Linked DNA regions of Homo sapiens: region 2 is linked to region 1. The links are chromatin loops, found by intact Hi-C in ENCODE. Cell type or tissue: gastrocnemius medialis. All regions are shown on one strand. Links, peaks and the distances in the headings refer to the core of each region. The heading gives the core; the rest is flanking DNA.

Region 1 (8,490 bases), core at 321-8,320:
GGTGTGTGAGATCCTTTCCTGACACCCGACAAGGGGCAGAAGGCTGACCTGGTCCTTCCTTCATTGCACCAGCCGGGGGTTCCCTCTGAACCAGCCGACCAGGGATGACTCATGAAACAAGAGCCTGGCTGTGGCTGGAACACCATGACATAAATTTATTGGCAGCAGAGGGATTATTTAAAGTCTCCATTAAAACAGCTGGACCTTGACAGAAACAGAGCAGTTGTCACTGCTGGAGCCTGAAATGTCCCGAGCTGGGCGGGGACACGTGGCTGGCTCTGGCAGGTCTCTAATACTGTTTGGGACTGATGGACACACTTGAATCTGATGCCACAGTGGCTCCTGTCCACTCACTCCCCTCTCGGCTCCTGCCTCTGCCTGGTGCTATGCCCAAGGATCCTGATGGACTCCCATTTAAGCCTCATTCACCTGCACCCTCACTAGCCTGCCAGGGCCTGTGCTATGTGTGGAAGCTGGGCGGGGGCTCGCAGACACACAGACCCAGGAGTTCCCTCTCTCCTCCCCCTCCCTGGGAATGCCTCCTCTACCACTCAGGGAGATGGGCCTCTGTTCTGGGGTGGGGCTAGCACATGGCTGTGAAAGAGCTTTGTGACTCTTTGTGGCTTCATGAGATTAAACCTTCAACTGGGGGTCCGGAGGCCTGGGCTCCAGTCCCAGCTGTGCCTCCTACTAACTGTGCGGACCTCCCTGGTCCTCAGTTTCCTCCTAGGATTCTGCCTCACGTGGTTCAAAGAGGGTTGTGGGGGCCACATGGGGTTTCAAAGAGAAAGCACTTCATAAACCATCATGGGGCACACATCAGAGAATTTCCTCCTCCTCTTCTTCTTCCCTCTGTTCCTCTTCCTGTTTCTCTTCCTCCTCCTCCTCCCTTTCCTCCTCTTCCTCTTCCTCCTTCCCTTCCTTCTCTTCCTCTCTCTCCCCCTCTTTCTTATCCTCCTCCTCCCCTTCCTCCTACTCTTTCTTTCCCTCCTCCTCCTCTTTCTTCTTCAGCAGAATTTGGGGCTCAGTTGTAAGATGATGGGTTAACTTCCTTTTTTTATTTCCCCCCAGGGTAAGCTTTCTATGCGGCTTCAGAATCCCTCTGCATAAGCGGCCCCCATTCCTGATGCCCCTCACACCAGCGGCTCACCCCAGGCCTGGCTGGTCTAGGGCAGAGCAGCATTAGCGCTGGGCTAGCTCATGTGGGCGTGTGGGGGAGGAACACTGAGCTTCTGTTCCTCACATGTGTCCCATGATCTTGTCTTGATGGTGTCCTGATTATTCACTGGGGAAACCGACTGACTTCCACGGCAGAAACTCTTGGAGGGGCAGACACTGGAGGCGGCCCCACTTGTCCACAACCAGCGACTGGCCCCTGACCTTGGCCAGATGCTCTCCCTGCCCTGGAGGGAGCACTCGGCCCAGCTCAGGCCCCATGGAACTGGATGCTGGCTCCTCCTTTGAAATCCAGGAGCTGCCCCAGCCACTGTTCCTCCTGGTTTGACTTGCTGCTCTTGTCTTCAGTGCTGCAGCAGTGGCACCTCTGCACATCCAGTACCTTCTCCTTCTTCTCTTTTTCTTTCTTTCTTTCTCTTTCTTTCTCTCTCTCTCTCTCTTTCTTTCTTTCTTTCTCTTTCTTTCTTTTTCTCTCTTTCTTTCTTTCCTCCTTCCTTCCTTCCTTCCTTCTTTTCCTTCCTTCCCTCCCTCCTTCCTCCCTTCCCTTCCCTTCCCTTCCCTTCCCTCCCCTCCCCTTCCCTTCCCTCCCCTCCCCTCCCCTCCCCTCCCCTCCCCTCCCCTCCCCTCCCCTCCCCTCCCCTCCCCTTCTCACCCTGTCACCCAGCCTGGAGTGCAGTGGCACGATCTTGGCTCACTGCAACCTCCGCCTCCCGGGTTCCAGCAATTCTCCTGCCTCGGCCACCCAAGTAGCTGGGATTACAGGCGCCTGCCACCACACCCAGCTAATTTTTGTATTTTGTAGTACAGATGGGGTTTCACCATGTTGCCCAGACTGGTTGAACTCCTGGCCTCAAGTGATCCACCCACCTTGGCCTCCCAAAGTGTTGAGGTTACAGGCATGAGCCACCGCGCCTGGACTGTATCTTTTTCATACATCATCTAGAATCCAATTCTGCTGCTGTAGGCAGACCCATGACAAGGAAAAATAGTTTATCCCATATGCCCTGACCCACCCACAGGGCTGAACGATTGTGGCTGTGTGAACCTCAGACCCACCAAAAAAGGGAATGAAAATGGAGTTCACAGCAGCCTTCTTGATGAAGGGGGAGGCAATGTCACCCCCTTTCCTTCCCCATTCACTCCCCATTCCCTAGCTTCCTTCCCCAAACACTCTCCATTCCCTAGCTCTGAAACACTGGTCCTCATGATCTGGGCCAGGTGGCAGGAGGTGCCAGGTGACATATGTGAGCCAGGTGACAGGTGTGATGCCAGTGGCCCCACCTAGACTCTGACTCATGGTGGCTGGGCCCTTGTCCTTGGTTGCTTGATGCAAAGGGAACAGTAAGGACCACACCGGGTGTCAGTGCATCAATCAGCAAACACAGAACAAGCTCTTGGCTGGGGCTTGGTGCTGTCATGGTCTTTTTATAGCCACTTACAAGCTTGTGGCTTTGGGCAAGAGATATAGCCCTGAAACCTTGTTCTCACCTGGAAATGGTGATGGTGTTGACCCTGAGTTCCTCATGGTGCTGTTGTGAGAGTCAGGTGAGTTGCTCCACAGAGAGCTCTCAGGACAGCAGAGGCTACGCCATGATGACAGTGGCAACATGAGGCTGATGCTGGCTCTCCCATTCCCACAGCTCCCCATCATCAGGTTCAGCACCTTCTTGTTGGTCCATCTCCCAAAAGGCTATGTCATCAAGAAGGGGCCTCATCCCTCCTCTCTGGCTTAGCTGGTACTATCACCTACATATTGGAGGAGGGGCACATTTTTATTGTCTCAAGGCTTCATCTCATCCAGAAAGGAGGAGTTTACTTACCCTGGGAACTAAATCATGCTGGCAGTCAGGCCAGCAGAGACCAGCACGAGCTTGGGTCTTTTGCTGTCTGATCATAGTGGTTATGTGTCATAGCCAAGCTGACATTTTTTTCTCCTTTCTCACCTTCTAAAGAAAGATGACCATCAACAGGAACTATGCCAGTTTAATCTCTCTGAGCAATGTCTCACCACCAGTGCAGGGACGTGCTAGGAGAATGTATGATCCAACCTGCTCACTGGGAAGGTAATTCCAGGCAGCAGGAACAGCAGGAGAATTTGGGGAAACCGAGGTACAGGGTGGGAATTCAACCTGCTCAAAGTCACATAGTAAGTTGGTGACAGAACAGAGACCAGGATTTGATCTCCTGACCCATGGCTGATGTAGTCTTGGCTCTGCCTTGGCCCACGTGGTTTTGAGGGGTGTGGAGACAGCAGTGAAATGAAGCCCATGGAGCAAAGGCCTCATGCTGGAACTCCCTGGGCTTCAGAGGGGCTGGCGCATGAGGGCTTTCCCAGTCTGGACTGGGGCCAGTGGACAGACTTGAGGTCATGATAGCGGGAGATGAAATTGTCAGAGGCGCTCGGTGAAATGAGGACAACCTGGCAGATATGGTCTGTCGGTATCAGGTTGCCAACTGCTTGCCAACACCTCCTAAATGAGTGTTGCCTGATCCCAGTTTGGGAAATGCCGTGTGCAGGCATTTAAAAGTCAATGTGATTTCACCATGAACTTTCACAGAATTGGCTGGGCTTCCCTGCGAGTTTGAGCAGAGTTAGGAGGTGTGAGCATGTGTTTTCTCTATTCCGCTGACATATGATGCAATGAATCCCCGTCTCAGATGGAGCTTGTGTTCTGGTGGGGGATGCAGATAGTACACAAGCAATCATGCTGGGAAGTGAGAAGTTCCGTGGGGGAATTGGACAGGGTGAGGAGACGGAAGTGAGGAGGGTGGGCAGTGTGTCAGTGGGGATGTGGCAAGGGACAGATGAGATGGCACAGTCAAGTCAGGCAATTTTTGGAGAGTGTAAAAAAGAGACCAAGAAGGCGAAGGCATGGGCAGGGCATAAGGAAATCCTGGAGATGGTGCTGTTTCCTGGCATCCGGCAACAGAGGGCTCCATTACCACCCTTGGGTTTGCGAGGGTGCGGGGAGGAGCAATGAGTGGAACCCGGAGATGGAGAAAGCTGGGTGGAGGAGCCCTGCCAGGGGGCTGGGTGGGGAGGGACCACATGATAACAGGAGCTGAAAGCTGCAGTCTGAGGAAAGCTAGCCTTAGCTCTTCCCAGGGCAGGACCTTGTCAGGGGATAAACACCCCAACCTTCCTCTCCTCCTCCTTCCTTGATCTCCTGCTGGGGCTCCCTGTTAACCAAACTCACCTTGAAGCCAGAGGATGAGGAGCCCCTTGATGTAGCCGATAAGGGCTGCCACCCAGAAGCACAGAGTAGAGGGGACAAGGGTGAAGCGAGGGTGGGAAGGGACACCCCTGTGCAGGGGGAAGGGTGACCTTAGCACAGTGCTCAGGGAAGATGATTTGGAGGAGACAATGTTGAAATTGACAGCTGAGGCTGAGAAGGAACCAGCATGAGAAAAGCCAGGGGAGGGAGCTCCTGGGAGAGGGAACTGTAGGGCCAAATGATTGAGAGGCAGGTGAGGCCAGATCCCATGGCCGTGAGGGCTGGGTGAGAAGCTTGGGTTTTATTCCAAGTTTAGCCGGAGGCAATGGCTGACTTTTAAGCAGAGGAGCAACATGATTCCACCTGTGAACCAGGCAGGGATGGGGGCAGGGGATGTCAGGGAGGCTGTAGCTGTGGGCAGGCCAGATGAGAGGCCTGGACTGGGCAGTGGGCAGAGATGAAGGGACATGACCGGAGTGGGATGCATTTTGGAAGGAGTATCTCAAAGAGCTGCAGGATGGATCAGATGCAGAGGGCAGAGGGCAGAGGACAGGAGTGATCAAGGGGACTCCAGGGCTTGTGGTCAGTGTGGGGTGGGGTGAAGCTGTGCCCTGGGCTGGGTAAGGTGGGAGAAGAGTCAGTTCAAGGGAGGAAATAGCCCTGTTTTAAACAAGAAAGCTGAAGATGGGTTTTAGACCTCCAAGGGAAAATGCCAGAGCAGGCAGCTATGAATCTGGGGCTGCCTGTTTAGAGGACAGGGGGTCATCTTTGAAAGGACAATTACATTAATTTCATTTTAATTGAAGGACTTGTTCATTCTTAATTATTCTTAAAATCTTAGCACTTTGGGAGGCTGAGGTAGGTAGATCATCTGAAGTCAGAAGTTTGAGACCAGCCTGGCTAACATGGCGAAACCCTGTCTCTACTAAAAATACCAAATTAGCCAGGCGTGGTGGTGCATGCCTGTAATCCCAGCTACTCTGGAGGCTGAGGCAGGAAAATGGCTTGAACCCGGGGAGCAGAAGTTGCAGTGAGCCAAGATCGTGCTGCTTTTCTCCAGCCTAGAGAAAAGAGTGAAACTCTATAACAAACAAACAAAATATGTGTATGGGGGTTGGTGAGATGTTGGTCAAAGGATGTAAAATTTCGGTTATATAAGGGGAATAAGTTCAAGAGATCTATTGTACAACGTGGTGACTATAGTATTAAAATATGGATATTTACTAAGCACCCTGCTGTGCTGGGCACAGTCTTGGGAGCAGAGGATATGCTGGCTGCAGATCAGAGGAGGCTGCATGAGGCTAGGCTCAGGCAGAGAGAACATAGACATGATCAGACACCTCCCCAAACACTCAGTGCCTATTGGGGGACAGGGCTGGTCATGGAGTTGGAGGAGCAGATTCCTCATCCCATCTCTGAGGTTTTGTGCTGAGTGACCAGGGCTGGTGTCTGAACTTCTCTTGTCTCAGCCTGGAGTCAGGGTCCACCCAGCCCTCTTCTGCCCTCAGTATCTATGAGCTGGGGGTCTTCAGGGAGTGACAGTGTGGTTTTCCTGGCTGTTGCCCAACCCTACATGGACTCAGGTCCTGTTGCAGTTCTGGCCACCCCAGACATCAAACTGCAGTTGTAGGAAGGTACCAAGAGAGCCTCCCAGGATCAGGAGTTACCCATCTGAATCCATAGTTTGGATGTTTAACTAAATGTGATAGAGTGAAAATGGATATGACATAAAAGGCATCTGAGGCCAAGAGAAAAATGGGCCTCAAGCAGCTAGCAGGCCAAATTGCAAAGCAAAAGATGAGTTTCAGGAAAACTGATGGTGAGCTTTTCACTTTCTGCCCAACTTAAGTAGAGGAGGAGGACTGAGGGGCTGGGGGTTCTTAATGCGTCAGGATAGTTCCAAGCCCAGGATGAAGGAGGCATGCGGCCTCTGGAGCTCTATTGCCTTCATGGTTGAAATGGTGTGACCTTCCAGGACACTTGATATTGCTGTGCCTCAGTTTTCTCATACGGAAGATAAAACCAAGAAAACTTCTTTTGCATAAGTTATTGTGCTGTGAGAGATGGTGTGTGTGAGGCACCCAATGCAGCACCAAGCAAGGTATATGCTCCACCATCACTTGGTGTCATCATCCTCTCATCATCTTCATTTTCTCCATCATCATCTTCTCCATCATCATAATCTTTATAATCATTATCTTCTTCATCATCATCATCTTCTCCATCATCATAATCCTCTCCATCATCATAATCTTCCCCATAATCATTATCTTCTTCATCATCATCCTCTCCATCATCATAATCTTCTTCATCATAATCTTCCCCGTAATCATTATCTTCTTCTTCATCGTCATCTTCTCCATCATCATCATCATCCTCTCCATCACATCATTTTCTCCATCATAATCCTCTCCATCATCATAATCTTCCCCATAATCAGTATCTTCTTCATCATCATCATTTTTTCCATCATCATCGTCATCATCCTCTCTGTCATCATCACCTCCATCATCATCCTTTCCATCATCATTATCTCCATCATCATGTTCATCATCATTCTCTCCTTCATCATCATTCTCTCCATCATCATCCTCTTTATCATCATCTTCTCCACCATCATCATCACCATTATCCCCATCCTTGTCATCATTCTCTCCATCACCACCATCATCATCATCATCCTCTCCATCATTATCGTCATCATTATCCTGTTCATCATCACCATCCTCCTCATCTTTTCCATCATCATCATCTTTCCCATCAGCATCCTCTCCATCATCATCATCATCATAGTACTGTCAGTATTAACAACAACACTATCATTAACTATTATTATTATTATCTATTACTGCCTCAGAGACTCATAGAGTTTTAAAGACCTGAGATATCTGGTTAAATGCTTTTCATTCACTTGTGAAAATGCCAAGACCCAAAGAGAAGAAGGGGCTTGCCCAAGCCCTGTGGTGGAGCTGGGACTGACTCCCAGTTCTGACTTCCGTGCCAGAGCCCTTCCAATGGCATTCCGGTGCCTCTACCTCTGGCATCCAGACATGCCGTCACTTGGTGTCATGGGGTTTGCAGGAATGTATTGACCATATCTATGTGGACAATGAAGGATTATATGTGGGAAGAGAAGGGAAAGCAGCAGTTTTTAGGCCTAAGAGGTTCCAAGTGACTTCCCAGGCTGACTCCAGTTTCTGAGTAACTTGTAATAGCTGTGTATATAGGCCTTTGTCTTTGTGGTCTCAGAGGTACCTGGCCCTGGAGGTGAGACATCATGGGAGCCAGGAGACAAACACCATCTGGGCTCCATCCATGCTGGGGATAGAAGAAAGGGCACCAGAAATGACCCAAAGTTATGCCCTGTGAGACTTTAGCAACTCACTTGACTAATGTGTTGGTTCCAGGCCCTGGGGCTCGTTTTCCCTGGGCCTGGTGGAGAGTCTGGGGACTAGCAGGTCTGCAAATAGGCCAGGGGTTTACTTTGAGTGTGCCCAGCCCTGGCCAGGCTGAGACAGTGTGGGTGCATGGAGGAAGATGGGGATAGGGAGAGGCCAAGTGCATCATGAAGGGCCTCAAATGTCTGGAGAGTAAGGGGCTGTGGCAGGTTTCCAGTCAGATTTGCCCCTGGGGCTGGTGGGTCACAGCCATCTTCCCAGCTGCAGGGATGGAGACCCCACAAAAGCCATTTGAGGGTTGATGCCTCCCGAGGGTGTCTGCATGGTGGTGCTTCCTTCACATTGCTTTCCAATCTCAACTCAGCCAGGCCACAGGACCTTGGCCTGGGTCAAACTCACTCCTCACTGTGGCCAGTTAATTTCATCTTGCCATAAATTTTCAACGGATTGCTAATCAATAAGAACTTGGCAGCTACTACTGAACCTCAAAGTCAAGGGGTAAAAAGAATCTAAATGATGTCTGCCAGGTTGTTGTATTTACCGGGCTCCATGCTTATTGCCTGTTGTTTTGAGTTAATTATCTGGTGCCTAAGTGTATCACTTCTACATCTCAAGCACTGCTCTTACAATCAATTCATATTTAATTAACGCGACTGCTGATTGAATGGCAATGGTGTTATAGTGTGCGACACAGAGGAGGA
Region 2 (8,490 bases), core at 304-8,303, 110 kb after region 1:
TCTCACAAAGATAATGTTCCCCTTTGAGGGCAGGAGAAGGGAAGAAGCGAGGTGGGCTGAGATAAAATTCTCCTGGGGTAGCACACAGGGCTGGCTGCAGACATGCACGCCCACAAACCGGGCCCTGCCACAGCAGGCTCGCGGTCAGAGCCAAGATAAAGGCCCCTCTGCCTTGGATGCTGTGATTCTATGAATTTTGAAGTGGAACTTTTGGTGCTTGTCAAACCCCAAGCAGGCCCAGGTGGGGAGCTGAAGCCTCTGTGTGGTTGGAGGCAGTGAGGGAGTCTGGGACCTAGAGAGACTGGCCAAGGAGGAGGGGCCTCCCCTTCCCCACCTAGGCCCCTTCACCAGGGCACACTGCAAGGCACCCATGTCTGTGCCAAGGTCTGTGCTGGACACTAGAGGTCTGAGTGAAGTGACTAGGACCTTGCCCCACTCACCCAGCCCCTGCCAGCTTCTGCCTCCACTCCTGCACGTGGCATGGGCTCCTGCAGTTCCGCTGAGCTCTGGAGGTGCCCTGGTCTGGGAGACAGAGATGGGGTGCACAAGCAGAAGCGGTGCTTGGAGACAGAGCTACAGTTCCATTCAAAGCAAAACAATGCCACTGCACTGTGATGACTGGTATGAGTCACTGTGATGCCTCCGAGCTGAGCCTCAGTGTTGTCACCTGACACTGACTGTGAGGAGTAAATGAGACAGTGCAGAAAGAGGACAGAACCCCATGAACCCAGCTGTGAGGCTCTGTCACCTTCTCCAGCCACGCCTCCCTAAGGAGCCCTGCTCTTCTGTGCACATCAGCGAACACCAGCACCACGGCTGGTCCCTCAGGGCAGGGCATGGAGGCCTCGCCTGCCTCTCCTCACAGGTCTTGGCTCACTGGTAGTAATGTAAGGAGCCACAAAGAACAGGGTGACCAAGTCATCCTCGTGGCCTGGGACTTCTCTGGTTTCAGCGCTGGAAGTGCCTCATACCAAGAATGCACTCGGTCCCTGCCAACTGGAAATGGTTGGTTACTTTACTAAGGGACAGAGTTGACCAGAGTAGGGTCTGGGCTCAAGCAGATGGGGAATTCAGGGAGCATTCAGAATTGAGGCCTCCCTCAGACTCCTCCACCGTCCAGGTGAGAGGGCACAGGTGGGAGTTTACCTGATTACCACACGGGGCCAAGGCAGGGCTGACAGACCCAGCCAGGTCTGCACGCTTCTCTGAGTATCCCAGCTTGAAACAGTGAAAGGAGCAGGTACTTACAGACAGAGCCACAACTCAATTCAAAGCAAAGCAATTCCACCACATTGTAATGACTCCATGGTTTACACACTCACTCGGTAGATTTCATGCTGCAAATGAATTCTTTTTAAAAAGCTGTATCTTTTCAGGAGTTCACGACTTTTCTCAATTTATCTCCCTTAACAGATCTTCCACAAGAATGAACAAGAGATGCTCTCATTTAAAAGAAAAGAAACAGAAAAGGTTATCAGCTAGTAGAGAGGAAATTCTGCTCTTAACATAATGTAGCTTAAAAGAAAATGCTGCATTTTGTCAAAGAGTCAGCGATGAGCCTCTTATCACATATTTGCTCATAAAGGCAGAAAGGAAGAATGCTAGCATGCCAGTGTCCCATCGTTAACGGGTGGAGGAGAAGAGCAGGCGGAGGAGGAGAACGATTTCTATGGGATTCTCAAAGTAAATGGGCAATTTTCATGCACATGGAGAATCTACTTCTGCAGACTGAGTTCAGGCCAGACCTGCTCTGTCAAAGCCCGACAGAGAGACCCGAGATGGTGAGGGCGGGAGAGGGACAGCGGAGGACCGTGCTATGGCTTGAGTGTGTTTCCCAAAGTTCCTTGTGTTGGAAACGTAATCCCTCATGCAACAGTGTGGAGATGTGTGATCTTTCAGTGATTAATGGATGAATGTGAAATGAATTCATGTCATTATGGTGGGAGTGGGTCTACTATAAAAACAAAGTAAGCCCCTTCTTACCCTCTCTCACGCACTCTCTCACCATGTGATGCCCTATGCCACATTATGACACAGCAAAAAGGCCCTCACCTAGTGCAGCCCCTCAGTCTTGGACTCCCCAGCCTCCAGAACCATGAACCGAATAAACCTCTATTGTGGATAAATTACTCAGCCTACAATGTTCTGTTTCAGCCACAGAAAATGGCTGAAACATTTGGGATTCTGGAAGGGACAGGCAGAGCGAATGAGAGCTGTGGAAATGATAACCCCTCCATGGGTCCAGACTTCACTGTCTAAAAGGTCACTCTAGACCCCCAGCTCAGGGTGATGCCTGCTGCCTTTGATCAGGTGAGTCTTCTGTGCCGGTGTTAGACACTTCACAAAGAATAACCAAGAGTTGGAGGGCAATGCATCATTTCATGAAAGAGGAAATTGAGGCTAAGGGAGGGGGAGGAACCTGCCCGGGGTCACACATCCAGCAGGCAGTGAAGCGGGACACCAATCCCAGATGTGGGACTGTGGAGCCCACAGTCCTGACCCCTGGGGTGTCCTGACTGGGGACTGGGGAGGGAGCCCGTCTATCAGGCGCTGGGCTGAGCATGTTACCTGGTAAAGGTTATCTCACTCCCTACTGCAGTCCTGGGAGGGGGCATTCTTATCCCCACCCCTGGCTCAGAGCAGTGAGGTCACTGGCCGCCCAGGGCCATGGAATCCTGTGCTTGGAGGAGGGTCCAATTCCCTCCACTCACGCGACACCCAGGGGCTCTTCCCTGCAGAGTGGCCCCTGGGACACAGCATTTCCCGAGCACCCTGCCCCTCTCTCCTTCCTGTGCCTGCCAGCACTCAGGCTCCCACCCACCCCTCACCCTGGTGCTGCTGTCCAGCCCCCTCCTGGGCTTGCTCTGCTTCCAGGCCCCTTGCTGGGCTCACCCACCATTACTGCAGCATCTCTGCCTGGTCTGAGAGGAGTCCCTGCTGCTGGGCTGATGGGAGAGAGGCTGGTTCACTCCTTCCAGGCAGTGTGAGCTTTAACAGGTGCTCCCAGAGACAGCGCACTCCACTGCAGTGGCCACACACAGCTTAAGAGTTGGACCTGGGGTACCATGTTGTCCAGAGGCATGATGCCCTGGTCAGGGGACAGAGGTGATGGGAGAGAAAGAGTTATTTATTCTTTGTGGGCTGCCTGGGGTTGTGTCCAGCTTAGGCCTTGACTTACTGTGTGATCTTGGACAGTAACTCCCCCAGCCCCTCTTCCCTTGCTGCCCCAGACCTCTCTGACTATAAGGTTATATGGTGGGTTAACTCAAGGGCCATTCCTAGCCTCAATTCTCTGGGAGCACCTGAGCCCTGGATGAGGGGTTCCACTACATTTCTGTAATCCAGGACGGCCTGGGCCGCTGGAAGTTCAGGGAGCTCACAAGAGAGCCCGAGAGAGGCCTGAGGTCCAGGCTACCATGCTTTGGAGCTGCCAATCCCCCCTCCTTCCCACTAGAGACCTCCTGTCATTGACTGTGACTCAGCTCTGCCCTCTCCCTCCTTCCCACTAGAGCCCTCCTGTCATTGACTGTGACTCAGATCTGCCCTCTCCACTCCATCCTCAACCCCAAGAGTCTTCACACCAATCTGCACCCCAGCTCCAAGCACAAGGCATTACAAGAAGGTCCAGTGGTTCCTACTTTAGACTACACAACAAAAGAAATGAAAACCCAGCCCACCGAGGCTTGGCCCCTGTGGGGATTTCCTTCCCCTGCTCCATCAGCCAGACAAGGCACCTGCATCGTGGGTCCTTCATTCCATGTGAATGGAAACCCCGGTCCCTGGCAGAAGTATTCATGCTTTGGTTGCATTTAAATTGCTGTTCTCTGGGCCATTTTCATCCCCTTCTTTTCCAGCCTCCAGCCTCTCATTTCTGGGGCTCCCAGCCCTCCCTCTCTAATGCACCCTTTTGTGTTGCTGCAAATTGCCTTCAGTTCCATCAAAGCAGACTGCCAGCTTTCCATAAAGTCCAAATTTCCTGGCCCTGAAGGAGAGGCTGGCTCTCCACCTTCTTTCCTTCCCTCCCAGCCAGGCACCAAGCCCTCATTGTCTCAGCCACAAAGGAGGAAGAAAGAGCACCTGGGACGTGACAGGAAGGTCTCCCCTGTGGCCATAAGAGCAACTCTCCATGAAGTGCATGAACCAGCCCAGTGGGCCCACCTTCCACGCGCACCCAGGAAGAAGAATTCACATGATCATCATGAAATAACATGGGTCATAACTCATGATCATGGAGCCCTTCCTGTGGGCCGGATGCCGAGCTGGGTTCTTTCAGGCACTCTCTTAGTCCTCACCAGAACTCTGTAAAGTGGGTGCTATGACTATCCTTACTCTACAGACATTGAGGCTTAGAGAAGTAATAAGCTCCCCCCAGTGGTCGGGTGTGGTGGCTCACGCCTGTAATCTCAACACTTTGGGAGGCCGAGGTGGGCGGATCACGAGGTCAGGAGATTGAGACCATCCTGGCTAACACTGTGAAACCCCGTCTCTACTAAAAATACAAAAAATTAGCCGGGCATGGTGGTGGGCGCCTGTAGTCCCAGCTACTCGGGAGGCTGAGGCAGGAGAATGGCGTGAACCCGGGAGGCGGAGCTTGCAGTGAGCCGAGATTGTGCCACTGCACTCCAGCCTGAGCGACAGAGCAAGACTCTGTCTCAAAAAAAAAAAAAAAAGCTCCCCCCAGTTCACACAGCTAGTAAGCAGCAGAGCATGTCAGAGCCCTGCATATGCTGATGAGCGAGCCCTGTGTATATCTAGGTGTCCCCACACCAACAAGCCCTGCCCATGGGCATTGAGAATGCACTCCTGTTTCACTGATGACACAAATTCCCATGTGCAGTGATGCATGTGCCCTCGTGGACACAGGTAATCCCGGTGCCCAGGTATCCCTGATGCAGCCTGGCCAGATGGCCTTTGGATTTAATGATGGATCCCAAAACACCCTCCACTTATGCCCCACTCCAGGCCCAGGGGGCTGCTTGGTAAAATGATCATGAATGAGTGAATGAGTGCTGCGTGATCATGAATGAATGATCTGAGTGCTCCCTCCCCACATCCTGGTGGCAGCCATGGGCACTAGAAGGACCCACAGATCTCCGCTCCTTCCTCCCCTTAAACTCATTTGCCCATTTATAAGCCTCTCACACCCACTGCCTAGGCGGGGAAGCCAGCCTTCCTCAGCGACAGAGACAGTAAACCGAGGCTGTCCTGGCTGAATCAGCTCCAACGTGGGCTATCAGGCATGTGAATTATGGGCTCCCAGCACTTCATCACCCTGAGTCACTGTCTTATCTTTATTCATTCTGGCAAATTAAATTAGCACTGCCTTTCTAATCTTTTCTCCAGAGCCACAATAGTGGCAAAGAGAGAACTGGGGAGGGGGATCTTGGCAGTTATTCTGGAAAGAACACCTTGCCAATCCAAGGGGGGTGGGGGGCAAGTCACCTTGTCTGGTGCAATGTCTGATGTACTTTTGATCTCGGCTCCCTGCCTCCAAGAGGCCCACTGCCTTGTAAAATGCCAGGCAGGCAGACCTCCTGGGGATGAGGTTTGGGGCCTTCCCCAGGATGAGACAAATTTCTTTTCTTCATTTCCTTTCACCACTGAAGAGGAGTCAGCAACTCTCCTCCAACTCAGCTGACCCGGCTGCAGGAATACGATCCCATTTCATAGAGATGGATGTGGAGGCTTAGAGGTGTCAGGACAGGAGACTCACCAGAGGCAGGAGCAAGTAAGGGTCATGTGGACCCAGGACTGTCGCCCCCCCATGTGGGGGTCCCTAGTGCAGAGGCTGCATCTTGTCCCTGGTGGGCACCCTGGGGGTGCTTGAGAGGCTTTGGGTTGTGCCCACCTCCGGCCGCTCATGGCTCAGCGATTAGCTGCCTAAGTGGCTCTGGGCGTAGGCTTGATGATCAAATGCTGGGCAGGTCTCTCTCCTTCCATCAGTGCATCTGGTTCAAAGCTAAGAAAAGAGAAGTAACCTGTGCTAGGTGCAGATGGATCCCCCTCCGCCTCTGTGTCACTAAGGGCACGCGGGTGGAATGCAGAGTGCGTCTTGGCGGCTGGACTTGGGAGAATTAACTTCTCCACTCAGGGCTTACATTTCAGGCTGCTGTGAGCAGAGGCAGTTGGTGATGAAGCGGAGCGGGAGGTGGGGAGGGGAAGGTGCGAGCTCCCAGCCCTGATGCTCCAGCGTCTATGGCTTCTCTGCTTCCTCTCCCCATCGCAATTTGTGTGTATATTAATCTCTCCCTATCTTTTTTCTGTCTTGCTATCTGTGTCTTTTTTCCCTCTCTGCTCTACACTCCATTTTTCCCCACCGTCTGTCTGAATTGTATCTGTCTCCCTCCATCTCTGTCAGGGTTTGCGTCGGGGCTCTGCGTGGTGTGTGTGTGTGTGTGTGTGTGTGTGTGTGTGTGTGTTTCTCACTCCCTGGGTGGGTGCCTCCATCACACTCATTTTTAGAGCCTTTCCCAAAGGTTCTCTTTCTCGTCCATGTGTGTTCGTGTGCACACACGTGTATGTGTTTTGTGTTTTTTTTAATGTATTTTGCTGCCTCTGTTATCCTCTTGGTGTCTTGTTCTCCTTGGTTTTGTTCCCCCCTCTCTGTGTGACTCTCTCCTCTCTCCACTCTTCTCTCTCTGCAGCTGGCCTCTCTTACCCCATCCCTCTTGTGTTTGCTCCCTCTCTCCATGGTGGGCTGGCTTTTCTCTCTCCCCAGCCTCATATTTACTGCTGATATAAACAGGGAAGCCTGGGAACCTCTGATTGGATGGCCAGTTCCAAAGGAGAGTTGGTCATGGTTTGGGGCAGGCAGGGAGGGGGATCTTGGCAGTTATTCTGGAAAGAACACCTTGCCAACCCAAGGGGGGCGGGGGGTGAGTCACCTTGTCTGGTGCAATGGGAAAAAAAATCAAAGCACAAGTCCTGTACTTTCCACTTCTTGTGGGACCTTGGCCAAGTCACCAAACCTCTCTGAACAATTAATAAGATGGGGCCATTGTAAAAATGAGATGAGATGATAGGTGTAAAACAGGAAGCCTAGTGTACAGTGTGGGGTGCAAGAAATCAAGGGGTGAGTTGAGACTCAGAGGCAGCCCTGGCATTATCAAAGGTCTATGGGCTCCAGGTAGGGAGTGGGGGGAAGCTCCCCTGTCTGTCGAAGGAGAGGTGAACTCAGTGCTCCCCAGTCAGGAGTACCTGCTGATGCTGTGTGTCCTTGGGCAGGCTGCCTAACCTCTCTGAGCCTTTGTTTCTCATACAGAGAAACCTCTGAACCTCAGTTTCCCCATGTACACCTTGGGTCATGATGCTTGCCTCACGGGGCTGCTGTGAGCAGTGGATGAGATCGTGGTCTGCCATATCGGGAGCTGGGCCAGTAGCGGGTCCTGTCTGTGTTTCCAGCAGCTACCCGGCTGTGCCTGGCCCTGTCCTGCTGAGCTTCGGGCAGGTCTCTTCCTGCCTCCTGGCTCACGGAGAAGCCCCTGCTCCCCTCTCTGATGCTGAACACCCTGCCTGTTCACAGATATGCCTTGGTTTCCAGAATGACCCCTGTGGTTTGGAGGGTGGCTTAGGTTCTTGTGGTATGCAGCATAAGGTGTCATTCCTCCCATAAGTGTCTATTGGCGTGAGTTAAATGCAATGGGTTACAGGAGAAGAGAGGGCTTTATTTTAGAAAACAGGCACCTGGGGATAAAAACAAAAATGATTCTGAGGAAGGGGACGCATGCACCAGGCTCCTTCCATCCCCTACCTCAGGGCGGGGTTTCCAGTTTCCAGGGGAGAAGTGTGCAGGCCCGAAGCATTGCCATATTCAGGAGGCTCTGTGTGAGGCTCAGGACTCAGGCAGTGCTGCTTAGGGGGCCAGGTATAACCCAGGGTCAAGAGGTGGGACATTCTCCCCAGAGCAGGCCACGGATCCAGCATAGCCTGGGCCTTCTAGGGTTTTAGGATGAGCACAGTGCAGAAATTCCATGCCCAGCCCTCAGCAGAGGTGCAGGATCCAGGACACCAGCACCGGTGGCAGAGGCAGGAGGCCCTACTGATGGCCTGTTGGGGTGGGCAGTCCACAAAGAGGGCAGAGAGGATGGCTGAGGATGACACCTGAGCATGTGGGTGCCCACTATGTGTGCTTGGAGTAACTAGGGAGGTGGAGCAAGAGATGAGGATCTGCAGCATCTGGGTGGGCAGAGGTCTCTCCCCTGTTGCCAATGTGGTCCCTTTATTTTTTGCAGGCTGGGAAGGAGGATAATCTGTGCTGCCCAGAGCAGCAGGCTCTGAGGGATGCTGCGTTCTAAAAGATGCTGACAGGTGCTTCCCAAAAAAGGATTCCATGCTGAAATCTGCTTGGGTGACTGTATTAGATTTTCATCTTTCTTTTTGACTTGTTCTCTGTAACAAGCTGAATGTCTCGGGGCTTTTAGAAGCAAATGCTTCTCTTTCTGTCTCATGAGTCCATGGCCCATGGCCTAGGGTGGGGGGCTCTGCTTCAGG

The links. A loop is a pair of places that touch in the nucleus more often than their neighbours do. Peaks named below come from ENCODE experiments on the same cell type or tissue, not always from the same donor. Only the 100,000 strongest peaks of a DNase experiment are listed, where the experiment ranks them.
Region 2: it touches region 1 in a loop (8-fold over the local background); 3 of 110 quality-filtered maps call a loop at or near these places.

Annotation. Positions count from the first base shown.
Region 1 is chr1:30,517,850-30,526,339 of GRCh38, reverse strand. No RefSeq gene overlaps it. Among named protein-coding and RNA genes, the nearest start is that of MATN1-AS1, 200 kb to the left of the region's middle. In gastrocnemius medialis, for the core only: a CTCF peak has its summit at 4,042; DNase peaks (open chromatin) are centred at 1,199, 2,499, 3,039, 3,759 and 1 weaker place; H3K27ac peaks cover 4,627 bases.
Region 2 is chr1:30,404,744-30,413,233 of GRCh38, reverse strand. No RefSeq gene overlaps it. Among named protein-coding and RNA genes, the nearest start is that of MATN1-AS1, 310 kb to the left of the region's middle. RefSeq lists enhancers at 1-448, 449-950. In gastrocnemius medialis, for the core only: no CTCF peak of the experiment used is centred there; a DNase peak (open chromatin) is centred at 853.